2 separate regions of the Homo sapiens genome follow, and region 1 is linked to region 2. A link is a loop called in an ENCODE intact Hi-C map of the cell type or tissue named here. Cell type or tissue: PC-9. All regions are shown on one strand. Links, peaks and the distances in the headings refer to the core of each region. The heading gives the core; the rest is flanking DNA.

Region 1 (11,331 bases), core at 2,203-10,202, 150 kb before region 2:
TGAGGATATCCTAATTCTTCTTTTACTTTCTCACAGTGGGGACCACAAGCAGAAGTTTTACTGGGGGCACAAAGAGATCCTGATCCCTGTCTTCAAGAACATGGCTGATGCCATGAGGAAGCATCCGGAGGTAGATGTGCTCATCAACTTTGCCTCTCTCCGCTCTGCCTATGACAGCACCATGGAGACCATGAACTATGCCCAGGTAGATCACTGGGCTCTGGAGGGTGGGGGGTGGGGACCATGAACTATGCGCAGGTAGATCACTGGGCTCTAGGGGACAGAGGGTGGGGAAGCAGGAATGGCTCCTGGTTGATGTCCCGTCACTGCTGCCTGGGACAAAGGGCTGGGGATTTGGGAGTAGCCAGTGGTTTAGGTGGAAATGGTTGGAGACACATGATCTTCAGAAGTCAGGATAGTGACTTAGGGCAGGTCAGTCTGGGCAGAGGCTGCTTATCTGGGCTTACAAAGAGGCTGCTCAGGCCTGGGACAGTGACTTATGCCTGTAATCCTAGGACTTTGGAAGGCAGAGGCAGGAAGATTGCTTGAAGCCAAGAGTTCAAGACCAGCCTAAGCAATAAAGCGAGACCCATTCTCTACAAAAAGCTTAAAAATTAGTCAAGCCAGGCATGGTGACTCACACCTGTAGTCCCAGCTACTCAGGAAGCTGAGGCAGGAGGATCAATTGATCACCCAGGAGTTCAAGGCTGCAGTTAGCTATGATCATTCCATGGCACTCCAGCGTGGGTGGCAGAGCAAGACCCTGTCTTTAAAAAATTAAATAAAGTAAAATAAAATATACGCTGGGCATGGTGGCTTATGCCTGTTATTCCAGCACTTTGGGAGGTCAAGGCAAGAAGATTGCTTGAGCCCAGGAGTTTGAGACCAACAAAGCAAGACCCTGTCCCTATAAAAAAATTAAAAAAAAAAAAGAATTAGCTGGACATGGTGGCATGTGCTGGCTGAGGTAGGATGATCACTTGAGCCTGGGAGGTCAAGGCTACAGTGAGTTGTGATCACACCACTGCACTTCAGCCTAGGCAGCAGAGTGAGACTCTAAATAAATAAATAAATAAATGTTAAATAAATAAATGAGGTGGCTCAGGCTCCACCCCACCCCCACTATATCCTCTCTGTGCTATGCATAACTGGCTTGAAAACTGGGATTGGCTGGATGCCATGGCTTGTGTTTGTTGGGCGGCAGAGGCGGGGGTATTGTTTGAGGCTAGGGGTTCGAGACCAACTTGAACAACACAGCAAGACCTTGTCTGTACTTAAAAAAGGATTAGCCAGGCATGATGGCACTCACTAGTCCCAGCTAGTAGGGAGGCTAAGGTAGGAGGATCGCTTAAGCTCAGGAGGTTGAGGTTGCAGTGTGCTGTTATCATGCCATTGCACTCCAGCCTGGGCAGCAGAGTAAGTCCCAGATCCTGTCTCAAAAACAAACAAAAAAACAAATCAGGATTAAAGCACTTTATTTTATGTATGTTTGTATTTATTTATTTTTTTTTTTTGAGACAGGGCCTCACTCTGTCACACAGCCTCCACTTCCCAGGCTCAAGTGATTCTCGTGCCTCAGCCTTCTGAGTAGCTGGGATTACAAGCACATGCCACCACACCTGGCTTTTTTTTTTTTTTTTTTTTTTGTACAGATGGGGTTTCACCATGTTGGCCAGACTGGTCTCGAACTCCTGGCCTTAAGTGATCCACTCACCTTGGCCTCCCAAAGTGCTGGGATTACAGGAGTGAGCCACTGCACCTGGCCTATTTTAATTAAAAAAAATTTTTTTTTTTTGAGACAGAGTTTCACTCTTTTTGCCCAGGCTGGAGTGCAATGGTGCAATCTCGGCTCACCGCAACCTCCGCCTCCCGGGTTCAAGTGATTCTTCTGCCTCAGCCTCCCAAGTAGCTGGGATTACAGGCGCCTGCCACCATGCCCGGCTAATTTTTTTTTTGTATTTTTAGTAGAGACGGAGTTTCACCATGTTGGCCAGGGTGGTCTCGATCTCTCGACCTCGTGATCCGCCCGCCTCGGCCTCCCAAAGTGCTGGGATTACAGGCGTGAGCCACCGCGCCCGGCAAATTTTTTTTTTTTTTTTCAATCGGTCAGCTTCCCAAGCCAGAGGAGGCTCAGAAAGACTCCAACATTTCATTATAAAAATATTACATATTTATTATAGAACAGTTTCAAAATACTGATAAATACTGTTTTGTTGAAAATAAATACTTGAGGTCCCATTTCAGAAAAACATGACTGCTGCTATGACGGTATGTCCTTATCTACCCCCTTTTCTAGATTTGAGCAAAGGGAATAATACTGTATGCCACTCATATAATCTGCTTTCTTCAGTTGCTCTTTCCACATCAGTAAGCACTAACTGGCAGCATCACTTTTGCTTTTGCAAATCTTGTGATGGGCAATCTCGGATTAACATTTGCCTATATCCTTAATTATTCCCTAAGCATAAATTTCTAGAAGTTGAACTACTGCATCAGAAGGTGCAGGTTTGAGGCTGGGTGCGGTGACTCACATCTGGAATCCCAGGACTTTGGGAGGCCAAGGTGGGTGGATCATTTGAGGTCAGGAGTTCGAGACCAGCCTGGCCACCGCCTCTACTAAAAATAAAAAAAATAGCTGGGTATGGTGGCAGACACCTGTAGTGCCAGCTACTTGGGAGGCTGAGGCAAGAGAATCACTTGAATCCGGGAGGTGGAAGTTGCAGTGAGCCAAGGTCGTGCTATTGTACTCCAGCCTGGGCGACGAGAGACTCCATCTCAAAAAAAATAAAATTAGGATATTGATTATTTTGTTGAAAATTATCATCTGATCCCAGACTGGCTTATTTCAGTTTATGACTGGAGAATATAAAATTGTCTTGATACCTAGAGGAAGTGAAAAAATACATTTGCTGAAAATGAGCTACTTCTTTTTTTTTTTTTTTTTTTTTTTTTTTTTTTTGTGAAATGGAGCCTTTCTCCATCACCCAAGCTAGAGTGAGTACAGCGGCGTGATCTCAGTTCACTGCAACCTCCACCTCCCGGGTTCAAGCAATTCTCCTGTCTCAGCCTCCCGAGTAGCTGGGACTACAGGCGCCTGCCACCACGCCCAGCTAATTTTTGTATTTTCAATAGAGATGGGATTTTACCTTTTTGATCAGGCTGGTCTTGAACTCCAGGCCTCAGGTGATCCAACCGCCTCGGCCTCCCAAAGTGCTGATATTACAGGCGTGAGCCACCACGTCCGGCTGCTGCTTCTTTAGTTTAGGGCAGAGGTTGGCAAACTATGGCCCAAGGCAAAACCTAGCACATCACCTAGTTTTAGGGCTGTTTTTTGTTTGTTTGTTTGTTTTTGTTTTTTGTTTTTTGAGACAGAGTTTTGCTCTCATTGCCCAGGCTGTAGTGCAGTTGTGTGATCTCGGCTCACCGCAACCTCTGCCTTCCAGGTTCAAGTGATTCTCCTGCCTCAGCCTCCCAAGTAGCTGGGATTACAGGCATGCATCACTATGCCTGGCTAATTTTGTATTTTTAGGAGAGATGGGTTTTCTCCATGTTGGTCAGGCTGGTCTCAAACTCCCAATCTCAAATGATCTGCCCACCTTGGCCTTGCAGATTGCTGGGATTATAGATGTGAGCCACCGCGCACAGCCAGGGGTTTTTGTTTGGTTTTAAAGAGACACACATACTGCTCTGTAGCCCAGGCTGGAGTGCAGTGATGCAATCATGCAACTCACTGTAGCCTCAACCTCCTGGGTTCAATTGATCCTCCTACCGGGTCTCCCTGTGTTGCCCAGGCTGGCCTTGAACTCTTGGGCTCAAGGGATCCACCTGCCTTAGACTCCCAAAGTGCTGGGATTACAGGCATGAGCCACTCTACCTGGCCCCTACAATACTATCTTGACCCTTTACAGAAGTTTGCTGGCCCTGGTTTAGAGCCAAAGAGAAGTGATTCCTGGATCTGTCCCATGCCCCTCCCACCCCGCCTCTGGGCTGAGTGTAGAAGCAGCTCATTTCTCTTAAACGCTGACCCTGTCCTGTGGGGATGGTGACAAGACTCGGAGGGTCCCATGAAGAAAAGCCTTAGATAGCTGCTTTATGAGCAGGCACAGGAACAGGTAGACAACAGGAGGGTGTGAGCTTTTGGGTGAGAGTGAACGTAGCTGCTATGACTGTAGCAGGGCTTCCGAAATACCTGCCTCTCTTGGGTGGATCACTGTGGTGTTAGCTAGTGGAGATCAGTTTCGGCTATCCACCACTTGTGTTTTCAGGAGATGGTTAGAGTGATTACGAGCAGAGGCCTGTGGGAAGAATGAGATGCATATTGGTTTTGTTTTTTCGTTTTGTTTTGTTTTTGTTTTTGAGATGGAGTCTCGCTCTGTCACCCAGGCTGGAGTGCAGTGGTGCCGTCTCAGCTCACTGCAACCTCCACCTCCCGGGCTCAAGCAGTTCTCCTGCCTCAGCCTCCCTAGTAGCTGGGATTATAGGCGCGCACCACCATACCCAGCTAATTTTTGTATTTTTAGTAGAGACGGGGTTTTGCTACGTTGGCCAGGCTGGTCTCGAACTCCTGACCTTAGAAGATCCACCCTCCTCGGCCTCCCAAAGTGCTGGGATTACAAGCATGAGCCACCGCGCCCGGCTGATATGCATATTGTTAACATTACTTTGTTCTTGGACCCTGGAAGAGGACATGTGGAATGGGAGGTGGGCCCTTAAACGGTGCTGTCTTGTTGCCCTTTCTGAGGCAGAGAGTTAACAGGAAGGGACTTTTGTCATCCTCTAGATCCGGACCATCGCCATCATAGCTGAAGGCATCCCTGAGGCCCTCACGAGAAAGCTGATCAAGAAGGCGGACCAGAAGGGAGTGACCATCATCGGACCTGCCACTGTGAGCTTCCCCTCCGGAAAGCCTTTTACGTTCGATGCTATCTTATGAAGTTCAATGCCCTTAGGAAGTTTACTTTTTGACTCCTCTATCTCCCTCCTAGGTTGAGAAGATTCAGGAAGTATGTGTTGAAAATCAGTCTGTCCATTTTTAGCTTTTTTTTTGAGACACAGCCTCACTGCAATGCCTAGGCTGGAGTGCAATGGCGCGATCCTGGCTCACTGCAACCTCCGCTTCCGGGTTCAAGTGATTCTCCTGTCTCAGCCTCCCAAGTAGCTGGGATTACAGGCACCCGCCACCATGTCCGGCTAATTTTTGTGTTTTTAGTCGAGACGGGATTTCACCATGTTGGTCAGGCTGGTCTCGAACTCCTGACATCGGGTGATCCACCCACCTCGGCCTCCCAAAGTGCTGGAGTTACAGGTGTGAGCCACCGTGTTTGGCCTTTTTTTTTTTTTTTTTTTTTTTTTTTTTCTTTGAGACGGAGTCTTGCCCTGTTACCTAGGCTGGAGTGCAGTGGCACGATCTTGGCTCACTGCAGCCTCTGCCTCCTTGGTTCAAGCAATTCTCCTGCCTCAGCCTCCCGAGGAGCTGGGACTATAGGTGTGAACCACCACGCCTGGCTAATTTTGGTATTTTTAGTAGAGACAGGGTTTCACCATGTTAGCCAGGCTGGTCTCAAACTCCCAACCTCAGGTAGTCTGCCCCCTACAGCCTCCAAAAGTGTTGGGATTGCAGGCGTGAGCCACCATGCCTGGCTGAAATTATTCTTTGAATTATTTTTTGTTTGTTTTTTTAAGAAGCAGGGTCTTGCTGTGTTGCTGGAGTGCAGTGGCTTTTCACAGGTGCAGTTATAACACACTTCAGCAGCCCCGAACTCCTAAGCTCAAGCAATCTCCCTGCCTCAGCCTCCTGAGTAGCTGGGATTCCAGAAGTGTTCTCCACACCTGGCTTATTTTTACTTCTTACTGTATTAAAAAAATGGAGCTAGTATTTATTTCCAAAGAGCTGAGATTACAGACCTGAGCCACTGTGCCGGGCCAAGTATACGTATCTGAACCTGAATTAGTGAGCCATGCTTTACAAATAAGGCTCTCTTTTGTTCTGTATGTCTCTTGAGAGAGAGAGGAGACTTTCCTAAGCAGGAAACCCAGTGGGCAAGTGTGATTTCTCTTGGTCATTCTCTCCCCAGCCTGGCCAGAAGGGGCTGGGCAGTAATGCAGGGGCTTTGTGATTCTTTGTGGTGAATCTGGAAGTCACCTTCCTCCCTGATTGTGGTTTCTGCCCCCACAGGTTGGAGGCATCAAGCCTGGGTGCTTTAAGATTGGCAACACAGGTGGGATGCTGGACAACATCCTGGCCTCCAAACTGTACCGCCCAGGCAGCGTGGCCTATGTCTCACGTTCCGGAGGCATGTCCAACGAGCTCAACAATATCATCTCTCGGACCACGGATGGCGTCTATGAGGGCGTGGCCATTGGTGGGGACAGGTAATCAGCTGGGAAGCCAAGGAGGGGCTTCCTGCTTTGAGAGCAGTGGGCTAGGAGACGATGCTGTGTCCTGCAGGCTGCTTGCTGCCCCTGAGTTCCAGGCCCGCAGGAATGCTGCTGAAGTCTAAACAATGGGGCATCACTGCTCTTGTCTCAGGACTGACAGAGCATGAAATCGGAAAACACAGAACAGGGCAACAATGTGCAGGAGGGGCGACTGGGCTTTGGGGATAATTCTGTTTGTTGTGATTGGCCATAGGGAGGCAGCAGAGTACAGTGGTTAGGAGGGCCAGTTCTGAAATTGGACTAAAGAGGTTCAAATCCCATTTTCCCTCTTTAGTAGGGGGTGGGTGGCAGGGGCCATCCTGGTCCGGTTACTTAACCTCCCTAGACCTCCATCATTTTTACACATCAAATGGGTAAATAATACCCCCACCTCATGGGGCTACTGGAGGAATAAATGAATTGTAATACATATAAGTGTCTGAGCCAGGGCCTGCGTTCAGCAGGTGCTCAGTGAGTTTTTATTGTAGTTAATAATAGTATCCTCATTATTTTTGGTAGTGGGAACACTGATCAGTAGGTCATGAATACAGTATTATATCTCAGAGTAACGTCTGGCACTTAGTAGGTTCATAATAAATGTTAGCCATTATTGTTTATTATTCCTACTATTACTACTGCTGTCGGGCTTAGAAACCAAAAGCTGTTGAGATAGAGTCACCTTGTTCGTCTCCCTGGCTCTACCACATGATTTCCGATAGGATGCCTGGGTGAGGAAGAACTCTCACCAAGGTCTTTAGGGGTGTAGCCTGGGAATCCCCAGTCCTTGGGTACTGCCTGACCAAAGGCTCAGGGAATAAGTCTAGGAAATGCTGCTTGTTTAGATTGTCTTCTTAGATTTATAATGATCATATCAAAAGACATGAAGAGGCCAAGAACAGTGGCTTATGCCTATAATCCCAGCACTTTGGGGGGCTGAGGGAGGAGGATTGTTTCAGCCCAGAAATTCGAGACTAGCTGAGGCAACACAGTCTCGAATTTGGTAGAGACCCCCATCTCTACCAAAAAAAAATTAGCCGGATGTGGTGGCATGTGCCAGTAGTGCCAGCTACTTTGGAGGCTGAGGCAGGAGGATTGCTTGAACCCGGGAGGCGGAGGTTGCAGTGCACCAACATCGCACCACTACACTCAAGCCTGGGTGAAAGAGCAAGACTTCATCTCAGAAAGAAAGAAAATATGTGTGTGTTCTTAGGTTTTTTTTGTTTGTTTGTTTGTTTTTGTTTTTGAGACGATCAAAAAATTCAAGCGATCCTCCCGTCTCAGCCACCTGAGTAGCTAGGACTGTACAGGCGCCCACGACCACACCTGGCTGATTTTTGTATTTTTAGTAGAGACGGGGTTTCGCCATGTTGGCCAGGCTGGTCTGGAACTCCTGACCTCAGGTGATCCACCCTCCTGGGCCTCCCAAAGTGCTGGGATTACAGGCGTGAGCCACTGCGCCTGGCCGGAATTTGTGGATATATTTTAAAACAACTGCACCAGGGCGTACTTTCTAAGTCATCTCTTACTGCTGAGCGAACCTCTCTGGGCTTATTTTGTGCCCAGTCTTTTCCTTTGCAAGTTAAATAGCTCCAACTCCTTCCCTCTTTCTTCTCTTCTGTTCCATTTGCTACCTTCCCCTGTCCATTATTGCTGGGGCATCTCTGGACCCTTACTGGCCATCCACATCCCCCCAAAATCCAGTGTACCCAGTACAAGTGTGCTTCCTAACCCTGTACACACTTCCCCAGGCCTCCTCCTGATCCTGTATCCTGATACTCCCTGCTCTCAACAGGTACCCGGGCTCCACATTCATGGATCATGTGTTACGCTATCAGGACACTCCAGGAGTCAAAATGATTGTGGTTCTTGGAGAGGTGAGTTACTTTAAAAAAAAAAATTATGATTTTAAAACTGTAATGCATGATCTCAGTTTTCAAAAAATTAAAACATTTTGGTTACATGTAACTTAAAGGGACAGTCCCTGGTAATCCCATCCCCTAGATGCTGGGGCCTCAAGGTTGTCACTATTAGTACTGCCATTTATGTTTCAGAGAAGGGAGTTCTTAATCTCCCAGCATCCCAAACTTTAGCGCCAATAAGAGAGAAGCTCTGCTCTGGCTGGCCATGGTCTCTACCTGGTGGGCAGTGGAAAGCTGGAGTAAAAAAAGTGCATTTTTTTGGCCAGGTATGGTGGCTCACACCTGTAATCCTCCCAGCACTTTGGGAGGCTGAGGCAACTGGGTCACTTGAGATCAGGAGTTCTAGACCATCGTGGCCTACATGGTGAAACCCCATCTCTACTAAAAATATAAAAATTAGCCAGGCATGGTGGTGCACACTTGTAATCCCAACCACTCGGGAGGCTGAGGTGGGAGAATCACTTGAACCCAGGAGACAGAGGTTGCAGTGAACAGAGATAACGCCACTGCCCTCCAGCCTGGGAGACAGATCAAGACTCCGTCTCAAAAAAAAAAAAAAAAAAAAGCAAAAAAAAAGCGCTTTTTAAAAAATGTGATGACTTTTGGATAGAACGGTTAAAAAAAATTTTCTAAATACTAAAAAATTTGGGAGTCCCATAACCCCATCCCTTGTTTGCACCTCTGAAGGCAGGTCTAATCCTAAATCATGTTATATTTCTAGATTAGGAAGGGGGAGTCCCAGAGATTCCTCTAGGAGACCTGCTGTTTGTTCCTTTAGAAATCTTCCTTGTGTCCAGGCTGAAATTAAACTCCTTTTATTTGGCCAAAGCCCGTGTCACTCCATTTTCTATCCAGTTTTTACGTCAGGATGGGCTGCACTAACTTGGCTTTTTCTCATTCCCCATTCCTTGGCAGATTGGGGGCACTGAGGAATATAAGATTTGCCGGGGCATCAAGGAGGGCCGCCTCACTAAGCCCATCGTCTGCTGGTGCATCGGGACGTGTGCCACCATGTTCTCCTCTGAGGTATGGCTGAGATGGGTCACTTCTGGGCTGGGAGTGGGGATTGCAAGAGGGGGCATTTGAGGCGAACCAGGTAATCATCTTATTAATTCGCAGCTAGTTCCTTCAAGAAACGTTTGTTACTTGCTTGGTTACTACAAAGTCCAGCCAGGGCCCTGCTCTCTGGGAGCTTATATCCAGTTGGAGGAGACCAATTTATAAGCAGATTAAAGCTACAGTCAGGCTCTGAGTCCCTACTTGGCGTAGGTAGCAACCAGCTGTCTGGAGAAGTTGAGATGGCATCCCTGAGAAGGTGATGTTTGAACTGTAGTTTAGGGGATGAGAAGGGCTTTGCTGATGAAAGGGAGGCCAAGGAGGGAGAAGGACACAGCCTGGGCTCAGCTGGGCGGGGCTTGGTGAGATGTTTTGTGTGGGGAGAGGTGGTAGAAGGAAAGGTTTGTTCTTGATGTGTTAAAATGATAAAATGTACTTGAAAGTGTCTGGCGCACCTGATGGTGTTGAATATAAACACTCCTTGGGCTTCTGCTGTCTGCTAAGCTTCTGAGCTATCTGTCTTCTGCTGGGGGATCATACGCCAGACTTCAGCCCCTGTGCTTCGGCTTAGAGAACCCTTTACCACCTTGAAGGTGGCTCACGTGATGATGATGAAATTGAAGGAAAAGCCGGGTACCTGGTGTGTGTACAAGAATACTCTGCAGTATCATTAACAGCAAAAACTGGAAACAACTTTTTTTTTTTTTTTTTTTTTTTTTTTTTTGGAGACAGGGTCTCACTCTGTCGCCCAGGCTGGAGTGCAATGGTGTGATCTCGGCTCACTGCAACCTCCGCCTCCTGGGTTCAAATGATTCTCCTGCCTCAGCCTCCTGAGTAGCTGGGATTATGGGCGCATGCCACCACACCCAGCTAATTTTTGTATTCTTAGTAGAGATGGAGTTTTACCATGTTGGTCAGGCTGGTCTCGAGCTCCTGACCTTGTGATCTGCCTGCCTCATCCTCCCAAAGCGCTGGGATTACAGGCGTGAGCCACCATGCCTGGCCTGGAAACAACTTACATGCTTATCAGGAGGGGACTGTCAGCATGGCATATCCACAAACTAATGGAAAACAGGGCAGGCATGCAAAGAAGGAGGTGGAACTTGATATGTTGATACAGAAAGAGTTTAAGATACATTACCTGTAAGAAAGGGCAGAGTTCAGTAAATGCTTATAATATCCATTTTGTGTAAAGTGTGTGTGTATGTGGGTTTTATTTTTTATTTTTCCATGTAAGTAAAAGGGGAGGAGAGGTCCAGAATCCTGCCCATCCCTCCAGGGTGAGCTCTGCTTGCACAGGCTTTAAAATCAGACCTTGGTAGATCTGTGTAGCCAGACGTGGTGGCAGGGGCATATAATGCCAGCTACTCGGGAGGCTGAGGCAGGAGAATTGCTTGAACCTGGGAGGCGGAGGATGCAGTGAGCTGAGATCAGATCTTTAAAATCAGATCTTGGTAGACCTGGGCAAGTCATTTAGCCTCTTGGTAACTGTTTCCTGAGCTGTAAAATGAGGATGCCATGCCGCAAGGTTGTTGTATGACTTAAATGAGGAAGTAATTGTAAAGGTCTGGCGTGCATAGGTCTTAGAAACTTCTTTTTTTTCCCATGCCTTGTCAGTCCGCTTATTCCATGAAGCTGTTCCTGATTCTCCTTTTTTTTTTTTTTTTTTTTTTTTGAGACGGAGTCTCTCGCCTAGGCTGGAGTGCAGTGGTGCGATCTCAGCTCACCGCAGCCTCTGCCTCCCTGGTTTAAGCAATTCTCCTACTTCAGTCTCCCAAGTAGCTGGGATAACAGCCACCACGCCCGGCTAATTTTTGTATTTTTAGTAAAGACAGGGTTTCACCATGTTGGCCAGGCTAGTCTCGAAGTCCTGACCTCAGGTGATCCACCTGCCTCGGCCTCCCAAAGTGCTGGGATTACAGCCGTGAGTTACCGCACC
Region 2 (11,331 bases), core at 1,937-9,936:
GTTTTTTTTAATAGAGACAGGATCTCATTATGTTGCCCAGGCTGGTCTTGAACTCCTGGCTTCAAGCGATCCTCCTGCCTCAGCCTCCCAAAGTGCTGGGATTCCAGGTGTGAGCCACTGCACCTGGCCAACAGCCACCACTGTTGAGGGAGCTCTTGGAGTGCAACTTGGTGTGTGTGGTCTCATTTGTTCTCGAATGAACCCTGTGATATAGGCGGTCTTATCCCCATTTCACATGTGGAGAAACCGACTGCAGCAGGACAGAGCTGCCTGCTGGATTTAAAGCTACAGGGCAGGGGGCAGGTGGACTTTGAGCCCAGGTGTGTCCCTGGGCTTCCTGTTAGGCCCAACTCCAGGTGGTCCTCAGGGAGCTGAGGATTGGAGGGTAGTGGAGAATGCCTGATCCCCATCACAACCTGTCCTGGCTCCTCCTGCCTGTCTGTTCCTAGGTCTGCCATGGCACTCTGATGCCCTGGAATGGAAGGGACCTCTAGGCTCTGCCTGCTTGGCCCTGCCCTACCTCTGCCTGGCTTTGCCCACTCTGCCCTCCACTGTGGAGAGAAGGGGGTGAGGATTCCTTTCCCCTCCAAGAGCCAGCTGGGGAGTCAAAGGGGAAGCTTTTGCTAAGCACGTACTATGTGGCTGCTAAGTGCCTTACTTTCCTTATCCCACTTAATAGGAAGTCTTTACTAAGCAGGACTTATGATTCGTTATCCCCATTTTACAGATGAGGGAAACTGAAAGCCAGGGAGGTCTTATAAAAATCTCTGGCCAGGCGCGGTGGCTCATGCCTACTGTAATCCCAGCACTTTGGGAGGCCGAGGCGGGCAGATCACTTGAGGTCAGGAGTTTGAGACCAGCCTGGTTAACATGGTGAAATCCATTTCTACTAAAAATACAAAAAATTAGCTGGTCGTGATGGCGCGCACCTGTAATCCCAGCTACTCAGGAGGCTGAGGCAGGAGAAGCGCTTGAACCCAGGAGACAGAGGTTGCAGTGAGCTGAGATCGTGCCATCGCACTCCCGTTTGGGCAACAAAAGCGAAACTCCGTCTCAAAAAAAGAAAAAAAAAGAAAAAAAAATTTCTGCCAAGGGGCCGGCAAGGTGGCTTACGCCTGTAATCCCAGCGCTTTGGGAGGCCGAGGTGGGCGGATCACTTGAGGTCAGGAGTTCGAGACCAGCCTGGTCAACATGATGAAACCCCGTCTCTACGCCGGGCATGGTGGCTCACGCCTGTAATCCCAGCACTTTGGGAGGCCAAGGCGCGTGGATCACCAGGTCAGGAGATTGAGACCATCCTGGCTAACATGGTGAAATCCCGTCTCTACTAAAACATACAAAAAAATTAGCCAGGTGTGGTGGCGGGCGCCTGTAGTCCCAGCTACTCAGGAGACTGAGGCAAGAGAATGGCATGAACCTGGGAGGCAGAGCTTGCAGTGAGCCAAGATCACGCCACTGCACTCCAGCCTGGGTGACAGAGCAAGACTCTGTCTCAAAAGAAAAAAAAAAAAAGAAAGAAAGAAACCCCGTCTCTACTAAAAATACAAAAAATTAGCTGGGCGTGGTGGTGTGTGCCCGTAATCCCAGCTACTCGGGAGGCTGAGGCAGGAGAATCACTTGCACCCGGGAGGCGGAGGTTGCAGTGAGCAGAGATCATGCCATTGCACCCCAGCCTGGGCGATAGAGTGAGGCTCCATCTAAAAAAAAAAGAAGAAAAAAACCTCTGCAAAGACTCTCTGTGATGTCTACTGTTGAGTGAGAGCTGAGAGGTTGAGAGGTCAGGACAGCAGTGAACATCTTCCACTTTGGAGACCACTTGTAGCAGTGAAGGGCCCAGCCAGGCCCTGAGGGCATCCCTGGTGCCACTTTGCCCCACCTACACCATGACAGCCTGCCCTCCAGACTAAGGAATCAGCGCACGTTGCTGGAGCCCCTGCTAGGTATGAGGTGCCCAGGTGGGGTGACCACAAGCATGTGAGGAGCTGTCTGTGTTCTTGATGCTGTAGCTTTTGGTCAAGCTGAGACCTCTACACACGGGAGAGTGTCAATGACCACCTGCGAGGCAGCCCAAGGCCCTCCTGTAGCCCAATGGGCGTGATGTGGTTGGAGAAGGTGAAGGATGCTCTGGGCTTCCTGGAGGAGGGTTTGGGGAGAGCTGGGCCTTGAGGAAGCGCCTGGGGTCAGGGTGTTGCCTGCTCTCCTAGTTTGCTAAGTTATCCGGTAAGTATTTATCGAGCGCTCAAGCTTGCTAGCCTGCACCAGGCTCTGGAATGCACAGATGAAGACTGCCAACCCCTGCCTTGAGTGGGGCCCACAGGTGAGAAATCAGTGTTTATAGCCCAGGTCAAAGAAAGAGACAGACACATAGAGGAGAGGAACGTTTACTTATGAGGAGTAAAGGGGGTTCCTTTTCAGAAGGCCTGGCGGGGCAGATACAAAACACGGCAAGGATGTAAAGGAAAGCCTGACATTATCCGTTCTGCCATGGGAACCACAACGATTTCACTACCTTATCACAAAGGTCATGACTTAGCTTTAGGAATAGGCTTATTTTTTGTTAGGGAGTTCAGATTTATTTGTTTGTTTCTTTGTTTATTTATTTATGACAAGGTCTTGCTCTGTCATCCAGGCTGGAGTGCAGTGGCGGGAAGACGGCTAACTGCAGCCTTGACCTCCTGGGCTCAAGCAATCCTCCTGCCTCAGCCCCCGCAAGTAGCTGGGACTACAGGCGTGCACAATCATGTCCATCTAATTTATGTATTTTTGTAGAGACAGGGTTTCACCATGTTGCCTAGGCCGGTCTCAAACGCCTGGGCTCAAGCAATCTGCCTGCCTTGGCCTCCCAAAGTGCTGGATTACAGGTGTGAGCCACCGCGCCCGGCCAGGAGTCCAGGTTTATGGTGAAAACTCAGTCTTTCTTATTTTGAAGACTGGAACCAGTCAGGATGATTCTGTTATTTCGGATTTATGTCAGAGTACAAGTGTTTCCCTCTGAGCCCATCAAGCATGGGCCAAGGCAGGCTCAGATACTAAAAGCTGGGCACAGAAGCCCTTCTTGCTTTTGCCCCAGTGTGTGGAAGGCTGAGGTAGAGGGAAGCACATTGGATCTGGGAGGCAGGGACCCAGATCCAGCCAGGTTAGATCAGGGGAGGCTCCCAAGACTGGGTGGCGTCTGAGCTGAGGCTTGAAGAAGGAAGAGCGGACATAGCGTCTGCAAAAGGCACTTGGTATTTGTCCTTCCTTTATCTCCATCCTCTGGCAGGATTCCTCCAGAGGCCATGGGGCAGATGCCCACGGTGGGCATCTAATTTATAAGACCTAACAGTTGGCTCATAAGTAGTATTATGTGGAAGCAAACCCAGTGAGCACAGGCACCCCTGGGTACGGGAGAGGGAGGGTCGCCCAGCTTCTTCTCTGAACTGGGAGGCCGTGGACAGCACATGGGCTGTTGGTAAGACAAGCCTTTGTGATCTTCCCTCCCTGATACTTCCTGGCTGTGTGGCCTTGGATAAGTTGCTTGACCTCTCTGGGCTTCTGTTTTTCATCTATAACACAGCAGTATTTTTTTCCTTCCAGTGATGATAAAATGAAATATATCCAAAATCCATACGGCACCTAGTCAGGTCTCAGTGAATGTGTATTTATTCCTCTGTCTCTATCCCCAATCCCACAAATTGTCCCTGGAAGGGCTCAGAGCCTGGACATGGACGCAGGGATGAGAGGGAATTGCTGACTCTGGGGACAGAGGTCAGGGAGCGAAGGGCTCCTTGGTGTTATCCCTGAGCCTGGAGGTAGCTCAGGGAGGCCAAAGGGCCAGAACATCCTTCTAGGCTCGCCACCACCTGGTATTGCCTGTCCAGCAGGCTGGACGCAGCTGACGGTCCTGCCCTCCTCACAGAGGGTGCTGTGGTCCCCCCACTCCCAGCTGCTTCCCGTGGAGCTTCCCAGGTCAGGGCACTGCCGACCTGCTGGACCCAGCTCCATATCAGGCCAGCCCAGGCCTCCTGCTCTGGTCCCTGGGGAAAGGAGCGGGGCTGGGCTGAGGGCTCTAGGGAAGAAGTGGGCACCTGGCTGTGCCAAGGCTCACTCCCTGGGGATCTGTGGCTCACATCCTGGCCGGTCTCCATCCTCTCCCACAGGTGCCCCTGGAGGGTTCCTGGTGGCGCTCACCTGTGCCAGGGGATGTGGAGCCCTGGTTTGGGAGTCCAGAGTCCTAGGATCTCACCCTTACCGGAAGTCACTTCCCCAGGGCGATTACCACTCCCACCATCCATACCCAGAGAATCCACTGATGTGTTCATTCAACAAATATTTATTGGATGCCTCATTAGAGTCCTGAGAATACAAAAGTGAGCAAAACAGATACTGCTCTCATTGTTACTAAATAGATCATCTTGTCAATGACATCATCTTACCCTGTGAGCGGACAGAGTCGGGAGAGAATGCCAGGGGAGGGGAGGACACAGAGAGGCCTGATCTGGCACAGGATACCTAACACAGGTGAGCCCCACCAGGGAGGGCTTCTCAGAGGAGGAGTCAGACATCAGAACCAAGAGCAGGAGTGAGCCTGTGTGGGAGGCGGGGCCTTCCTCCAGGATAGGAGCCCCCAGGTGGGGAAGAACTTCAGAGTGGGGGTCAGTACTCTCCACCTGAGGTCCCAGCCACCTCAGCCCCTTGCCCTCGTCCCCGGCACTTGCTCTCTGTCCTTTCTCTCCTTGCCTCTCTCCCTTTCGGTCCTGGCCAGCAGCGGGGCCATGGAAGACAGCAGGCAGAGGGCTCAGACCCCCAGCTGCCCCCAGCACCTCGTTACCTCCTTGTTCCAGGCCAGAGGGGCTCAGTGGCCCAGGAGTTGGGCTGGGCTCTTTAAGAAGAGGAGAAAAGTTAAAGGGAGCCAGGTGTGGTGGCTCATGCCTATAATCCCAGCACTTTGGGAGGCCGAGGCTAGATGGATCACTTGAGGTCCGGAGTTCAAGACCAACCTGGGCAAAATGGTGAAACCCCGTCTCTACTAAAAATACAAAAATTAGATGGGTATGGTGGCATGTGCCTGTAGTCCCAGCTACTCGGGAGGCTAAGGCAGGAGAATTGCTTGAACCCAGGAGGCGGAGGCTGCAGTGAGCTGAGATCATGCCACTGATCTCCAGCCTGGGCGACAGAGTGAGACTCCCTCTCAAAAAAACAAAAAGAAAAGTTAAAGGGGAACCTCTGAGGGCCTAGGCCCTCAAGTCCCCCATTCTCTGCTGATGTAAGGAGGGACTGTACCTGGGTTCTGGGGTGGGGGTGAGGGCTATGGCGGCCACTGCCTGGTTCTGGAGGGGAAGGCCTGGATCAGAGATGGGGGAGGGCCCCCGAAAGGCCTGCAGGAGACAGCAGGACTGCGGCGGGGGTGAGGAGGTCTCCCCTGTTCCTAGTTCAGGGTGCCCCTCCACCCTGCTCCCCTGCAGAAAGTAACCCCGGTGCCTGTCCCCCCCAGGTCCCTGGCACCGACCCTTAGGGGCTCTTTCTATTACCTACCCTGTTCCAGGTGTTTTTTTTCCCAGGGTCAGGCCAGGGGAGGGGGCAGGAGGAGGGGCCTGAGCCACCTGTGTGCTGCCCAGGGCTGGGCACTGGAGTGAATGTGCCCCAGGTTCAGGGGGTGTGCACAATTAGGTGGTGGGTGGTCTGGCTTTGCAGCCTGGCAAGTCTTCTGCACCCTCCCATCCTCTTTCGGATCCAGGAGGGTCCATGGATGCACACTGGGAGGGAGGACAGGAGGCCAAGGGTCTTTGCTGTGTCTGATTTCTCCCCCTAGATGAGAAGCAGGAGAGGGAGGGGGTGGTTGACAGAGGAAAACCACTTGAGAGGCCTGGATCAGAGACTACCCCCAGTCTCCTGGACAGCCCTAGGCTGTCGAAAGGCAGATATCTGTCAGCCAGGCCAAAATGCTTACTTCCAGAATGACGGGCCCTGAGCCCTGGTTTCTCCATTTGTAAAATGGAGTCTCTGTCCCTACTCCACTTTCTGTGGGGCGACTGAGCCTGTAGGTGAGGAAGCCACGTGGGGAGGTATACGGGCTGACACTGCCCTCTGGTGGCCGTAGCCAGAGTTGCTGGCTGCCAGTGCGCTGACCTAGAGGGTGTGGTCAGCTGGGGGAGCTTTCAGGGTCTCCTAACTTCATCTCTGTCTTCTCCATCCCACTGCCTCTGCCTTCTTCCCCGTCAAACTCTCCAGGGGTTTCCCAGGGCTTCTTCCTCATGGGGCCAGAAACAATTTAATTCAGCAGGAGTGTAATAGGCTTCTTCTGTATGCCCTGTTCTGTGCTTGGTGGTTGGGGCTGCAGAGATGTCCAAGGCACAGAGAGACAGTCCAGGAAGCTGGGCTGTGGGAGGACCACTCGGCAGAGCCTATGGAGCTGTAGCCTCACGGAAGCCTGGGCTGTGCCGATGCCCGAACAGCCACCTCCTTATGTTCTTCAACCTCACTGTCGTAGCAAACCCTGGGGTTGTGTGTCTCCTTCAAGCTTTCTGCTGACAAAGAAACCATAGGAAACATGCAGACTTTGGGCTGGGCACAGTGGCTCACGCCTGTAATCCCAGCACTTTGGGAGACCAAGGGGGAGGCGGATCACGTGAGGTCGGGAGTTCGAGACCAGCCTAACCAACATGGAGAAACCCCGTCTCTACTAAAAAGACAAAAGTAGCCGGATGTGGTGACGCATGTTATTGGGGAGGCTGAGGCAGAGGCAGGAGAATTGCTTGAACACGGGAGGTGGAGGATGTGGTGAGCCGAGATCGTGCCATTGCACTCCAGCCTGGGGCAACAAGAGCGAAACTCCGTCTCAAAAAAAGAAAAAAAAAAGAAAGAAAGAAAGAAAGAAAATAAAACATGCAGACTTTGAACAAGGAGGAGAACGGTTATGTTATGAAAGTTCCTCCATTTCCAGAAGTATTCTGGGAGATAAGCTCTCTTTTCTGCACCTGTTTTCTCCTCCCTGAGGGAACATTTCCATCAGCATGTAAACATATTGTCCTCTCTCCCATCTTCAAAACACACTCCCCAGCACTCATGTCCTCCTTCAGCTCCTGTGCCCTTTTCCAGCTCTCCTTTGTTGCAGATTTCTTCAATACAGTTTTCTATACTGTCTCCCTTCCTTCCTTCCTTCCTTCCTTCCTTCCTTCCTTCCTTCCTTCCTCCCTCCCTCCCTCCCTCCCGCCTTCCTTCCTTCCTTCCGACAGGGTCTTGCTCTGTCACCCAGGCTGGAGTGCAGCCTCGACCTGTGCTCAGGTGATCCTCCCACCTCAGCCCCTGAAGTAGTACAGGTATGCACCACCATGCCCAGCTATGTTTTTTTTTTTGAGACGGAGTTTCGCTCTTGTTGCCCAGGTTGGAGTGCAATGGCGCAATCTCGGCTCACTGCAACCTCCGCCTCCCGGGTTCAAGCGATTCTCCTGAGTACCTGGGATTACAGGCACCCGTCACCATGCTCAACTAATTTTTTGTATTTTTAGTAGAGACGGGGTTTCACTATGTTGGCCAGGCTGGTATCAAAATCCTGACCTCAGGCGATCCACCCGCCTAGGCTTCCCAAAGTGCTGGGATTACAGGTGTGAGTCACTGCGCCCGGCCAATTCTTGTATTTTTTTGTAGCGAAAGGGTTTTGCCATGTTGCCCAGGTTGGCCTCAAATTCCTGGGCTCAAGCAATTCACCCTCCTAAGCCTCCCAAAGTGCTGGGATTATAGGTGTGAGCCACAGCGCCTAGCCTTCTTTCTGTTTTCATTTTGTTACCTCTCGTTATTTCCTCACTCCTCTTTGGTCTCTCTCACCCCCTCTACCAAGACCGCTCTTTTTTTTTTTTTTTTTTTTTTTGAGACAAGTCTTGCTCTGTTGCCCAGGCTGGAGTGCAGTGGTGCAATCTCGGCTCACTGAAACTTCTGCCTCCTGGGTTCAAGCAATTCCCCTGCCTCAGCCTTCCAAGTAGCTGGGCTTACAGGCTTGTTCCACCACACCGAGCTAATTTTTGTATTTTAGTAGAGATGGGGTTTCACTATGTTGGCTGGGTTGGTCTCAAACTCCTGACCTCAGGTGATCCACCTGCCTTGGCTTCCCAGAGTGCTAGGATTACAGGTGTGAGCCACTGTGCCTGGCCCCGCAAGACCGCTCTTGCCGAGGCCATGACCCCAGCTCACCAAGGTTGCCCATGACCCCAGTTTGCCAAGCTGAGTCTCTGTCCTCAGTCTTTGCCTGGCCCAACAGCACCACCCAACACAGGTGGCCACTCTCTACATGAAACATTTTCTTTACTTTCTAGGACCCAACTTTCCTGGTTTTCCTCTACTTCACTGCCCCACTCATCCCAGTCTTCCTTTGATGCCTCCTCTTCTTCTTTCTGCCCTCTGAATCCTAGGGGGTTAGTCCTGGGCGCTCTTACCTGTCTTCTCTCAGTCTCTTGGGGATCTCACCAGTCTCATAGCTTTAAATGGTCATCAAAGAACAATGACTCCTACATTTAAATCTCCAGCCCGGTCTCTCCCCTACATTCAGATTTATACATCTAATTGTCTACCCAACATTTCCAGTAGGATACTTAAAAAAAAAGTATTCTATTTATTTATTTATTTTGAGGGGTAGGCTCGCTCTGTAGCCCCAGCTGGAGTGCATTGGCACAATTTCGGTTCACTGCAACCTCTACCTTCCAGGTTCAAGCAATTCTCCTGCCTCAGCCTCTTGAGTAGCTGGGACTACAGGCACACGCCACCATGCTTGGCTAATTTTTGTATTTTTAGTAGAGACAGGGTTTCACCAGGTGGCCAGGCTTGTCTGGAACTCCTGACCTCAGGTGATTCGCCTGCCCCGGCCTCCCAAAGTGCTGGGATTACAGGCGTGAGCCACTGCGCCCGGCTACAGGGAGACTTTTAAGAGGCGTCTCCCAAGGAGAACAGGGGTTCGCCAGCATGGCAAGAGGAGGGCAAAGCGAACTAGGGTTGGAGGTGAAGAACAGTTAATCCAATCAAATGGAAGACGTCGAGTGGCGCGAGCACTGGGGTGTGAGCGCGAGGGTCAGGGTTGCAGCGCCAGGCAGGGTTGCAGCGCCAGGCAGGGTTGCAGCGCCAGGCAGGGTTGCAGCGCCAGGCAGGGTTGCAGCACGTTGGAAGCGCACTGGAGTTTGGAATGTCTCTCCCAGTCAACCGGGAAAGACGCAGCGCTGCCCTAATGCACTGGCCACCCCAGACCGTATGCACAACGTTGGGTTGGCAGCTTCTACACCAGGGAAGGCACCCGAAACCCCGGCGCGGCAGCTGGGGAGGGGCTGCCCCCAGCCAGGGACCCGCGAGTGCTGGGGCAGCCGCGGCTTTGGGCAGAACCATTCTCCGGAGATGGAGAGGGCAGAAAAAATCTTTCGCTCCCATCCCAACTCGGAGCCATCCGGAACTTGCACTCGCCCTTCTTGCCCTGCTTTTCTTACTGTGCTCTGTTCCGTCACCACTAGCTCCCCTCCCGCGCGGCTCTGAGTCCCGCTTGCCACTAGTTGCTTCTCGGCAGCCCCCACCCCTACGCGTGGTCCGGCCCGGCGGCTGGCGCAGGTTATAAAGGTCCCGCCGCAGCAGCGGACGGCAGACTCGAGATGCGCCCGAAGAGGTTGGGCCGGTGCTGCGCGGGGAGCCGGCTCGGACCCGGGGACCCAGCAGCACTCACCTGTGCACCTTCGCCCTCAGCCAGTCCCGCTCCGGAGCCCTCTGCGCAGCCGCAGGCACGGGGCACTGGACAGAGAGTAGGATCCCGAGCCACCTCTGGATCCCAGTTCCTCTCGGAAGCCCGCACCGGAGCTCGCCCGGCCTCGGAGGCTGGAGCCAAGGCAGGAGCCCGGCGCCCGTCCGCATTCTCGGCCATCCAAGGGGATGTCCGGTCTATGCCCGACAATTCGGACGCGCCGTGGACCCGCTTCGTATTCCAAGGGCCGTTTGGTTCCCGGGCCACTGGCCGGGGGACTGGAAAGGCAGCGGGCATCTGGAAGACGCCAGCCGCCTACGTTGGCCGGCGACCCGGGGTGTCCGGCCCTGAGCGCGCCGCCTTTATTCGGGAGCTGGAGGAAGGTAAATCGGGCCCCCGGGGTCCTGGACCGGGTGGGGACTGGGGCAACTCCAGGGAGGAAGTGGCCCCATCGGGTCCAGGCACCCCGCCCCCTCTAGCACTCAGTGTCACCCGTCCACCACCCCCGCGATGTCACTGCGGTGTCTGTCTGGTCGCCCCTTCTCCATCTCCTCCTCTGCTCTTGTCCCCTGGTTTGTGCCCGTGAGTCAGGTTCTGGGGCCTGCACGCTCGCCCACCCACCTCCACGCGCCTCTTGCTGCGGCAGATCTGCACCCCTTCAGCGCCCCTCTCCTGGGTCTACCGCAGTGCCAGGAGAGGGGCGGGGGGCTGCGGGAGGGCGCTGTCCCGCGCGCTCTGAGTCTGCGCTGGCCGACCGGGCTTGCGTGCGATGGAGGGGTGGGTGGGCGGGCGGAGGGGGAAGTTTTGCCCACTTTTTGGTTGCGGGTATGGGGGCAAAGTCGCGCTCTTTTCCTGCCCCTTGTCTCTCCTATCCTCCTGCGGGTCGGGGGAGATCTCTGGATTGGGCCTAGAGGCTCGAGTGTCTCCTAATCTGGTGAAGTCTTCCTCCTGTCCTCTGCACACGCAACAGGTGCAGGGTGAGTGGCTGCGTCTGTTTGTATGACCCAGGAGACTCCATTGCACTGCCTCCTGGGTAGGGGGTGATGAGCCAGTCTGAGGCTGTACTTCCCCTGGCTGTCTCCATTCTAGGCGCCAGGGACCCAGGTGTCCGGAGAGCCCAGTTTCTGAGCCTGGAGGACTGTGACCCCCTTACCTCAGGCTCCTCCAGGGGTAAAAAAAAAAAAAAAAAAAAAAAAGCCGGGCGCGGTGGCTGACGCCTGTAATCCCAGCCAGCACTTTGGCAGGCCGAGGCGGGCGGATCACTAGGTCAGGAGTTCGAGACCAGCCTGGCCAACATGGTGAAACCCCGTCTCTACTAAAAATACAAAAATAAGCTGGGCGTGGTGGCGGGCGTGTATAACCCCAGCTACTCGGGAGGTTGAGGCAGGAGAATTGCTTGAATCTGGGAGGCAGACGTTGCAGTGAGCTGAGATCTCGCCATCGCACTCCAGCCTGGAGGACAAGAGCAAGGCTTTGTCTAAAAAAAAAAAAAAACCAAAAAAAAAAAAAACCAAAAAAAACCCAAAAACCTAAAAACCCTGTCCACTTGGCCCTGGGAGCAGGGAAGGGAGTGTTGAGTGCCGAGGGGTAAGGGGAGGATGTGGGGGGCAGGAGGGGAGCCCAGTCTTCTCTCCCGATGACCC

The links. Hi-C counts contacts between places; a loop is a spot of excess contacts. Peaks named below come from ENCODE experiments on the same cell type or tissue, not always from the same donor. Only the 100,000 strongest peaks of a DNase experiment are listed, where the experiment ranks them.
Region 1: a loop joins it to region 2, with 7 times the contacts of the local background. A loop is called at or near these places in 35 of 110 quality-filtered maps.

Annotation. Positions count from the first base shown.
Region 1 is chr17:41,881,153-41,892,483 of GRCh38, reverse strand. It overlaps ACLY (ATP citrate lyase), which reads left to right. Exons shown (of 29, transcript NM_001096.3): 16 at 37-205; 17 at 4,781-4,885; 18 at 6,176-6,372; 19 at 8,210-8,291; 20 at 9,252-9,362. Among named protein-coding and RNA genes, the nearest start is that of KLHL11, 21 kb to the right of the region's middle. In PC-9, for the core only: a CTCF peak has its summit at 6,626; no DNase peak of the experiment used is centred there.
Region 2 is chr17:41,732,906-41,744,236 of GRCh38, reverse strand. HAP1 (huntingtin associated protein 1) reads left to right here and starts at 9,594. Exons shown (of 11, transcript NM_177977.3): 1 at 9,594-10,071. The coding sequence starts at 9,603. RefSeq lists an enhancer at 10,163-10,705. In PC-9, for the core only: CTCF peaks have their summits at 5,864 and 6,065 (motif pointing left); DNase peaks (open chromatin) are centred at 4,336, 6,036 and 7,606; H3K4me3 peaks cover 1,199 bases; H3K27ac peaks cover 1,923 bases; H3K27me3 peaks cover 1,915 bases.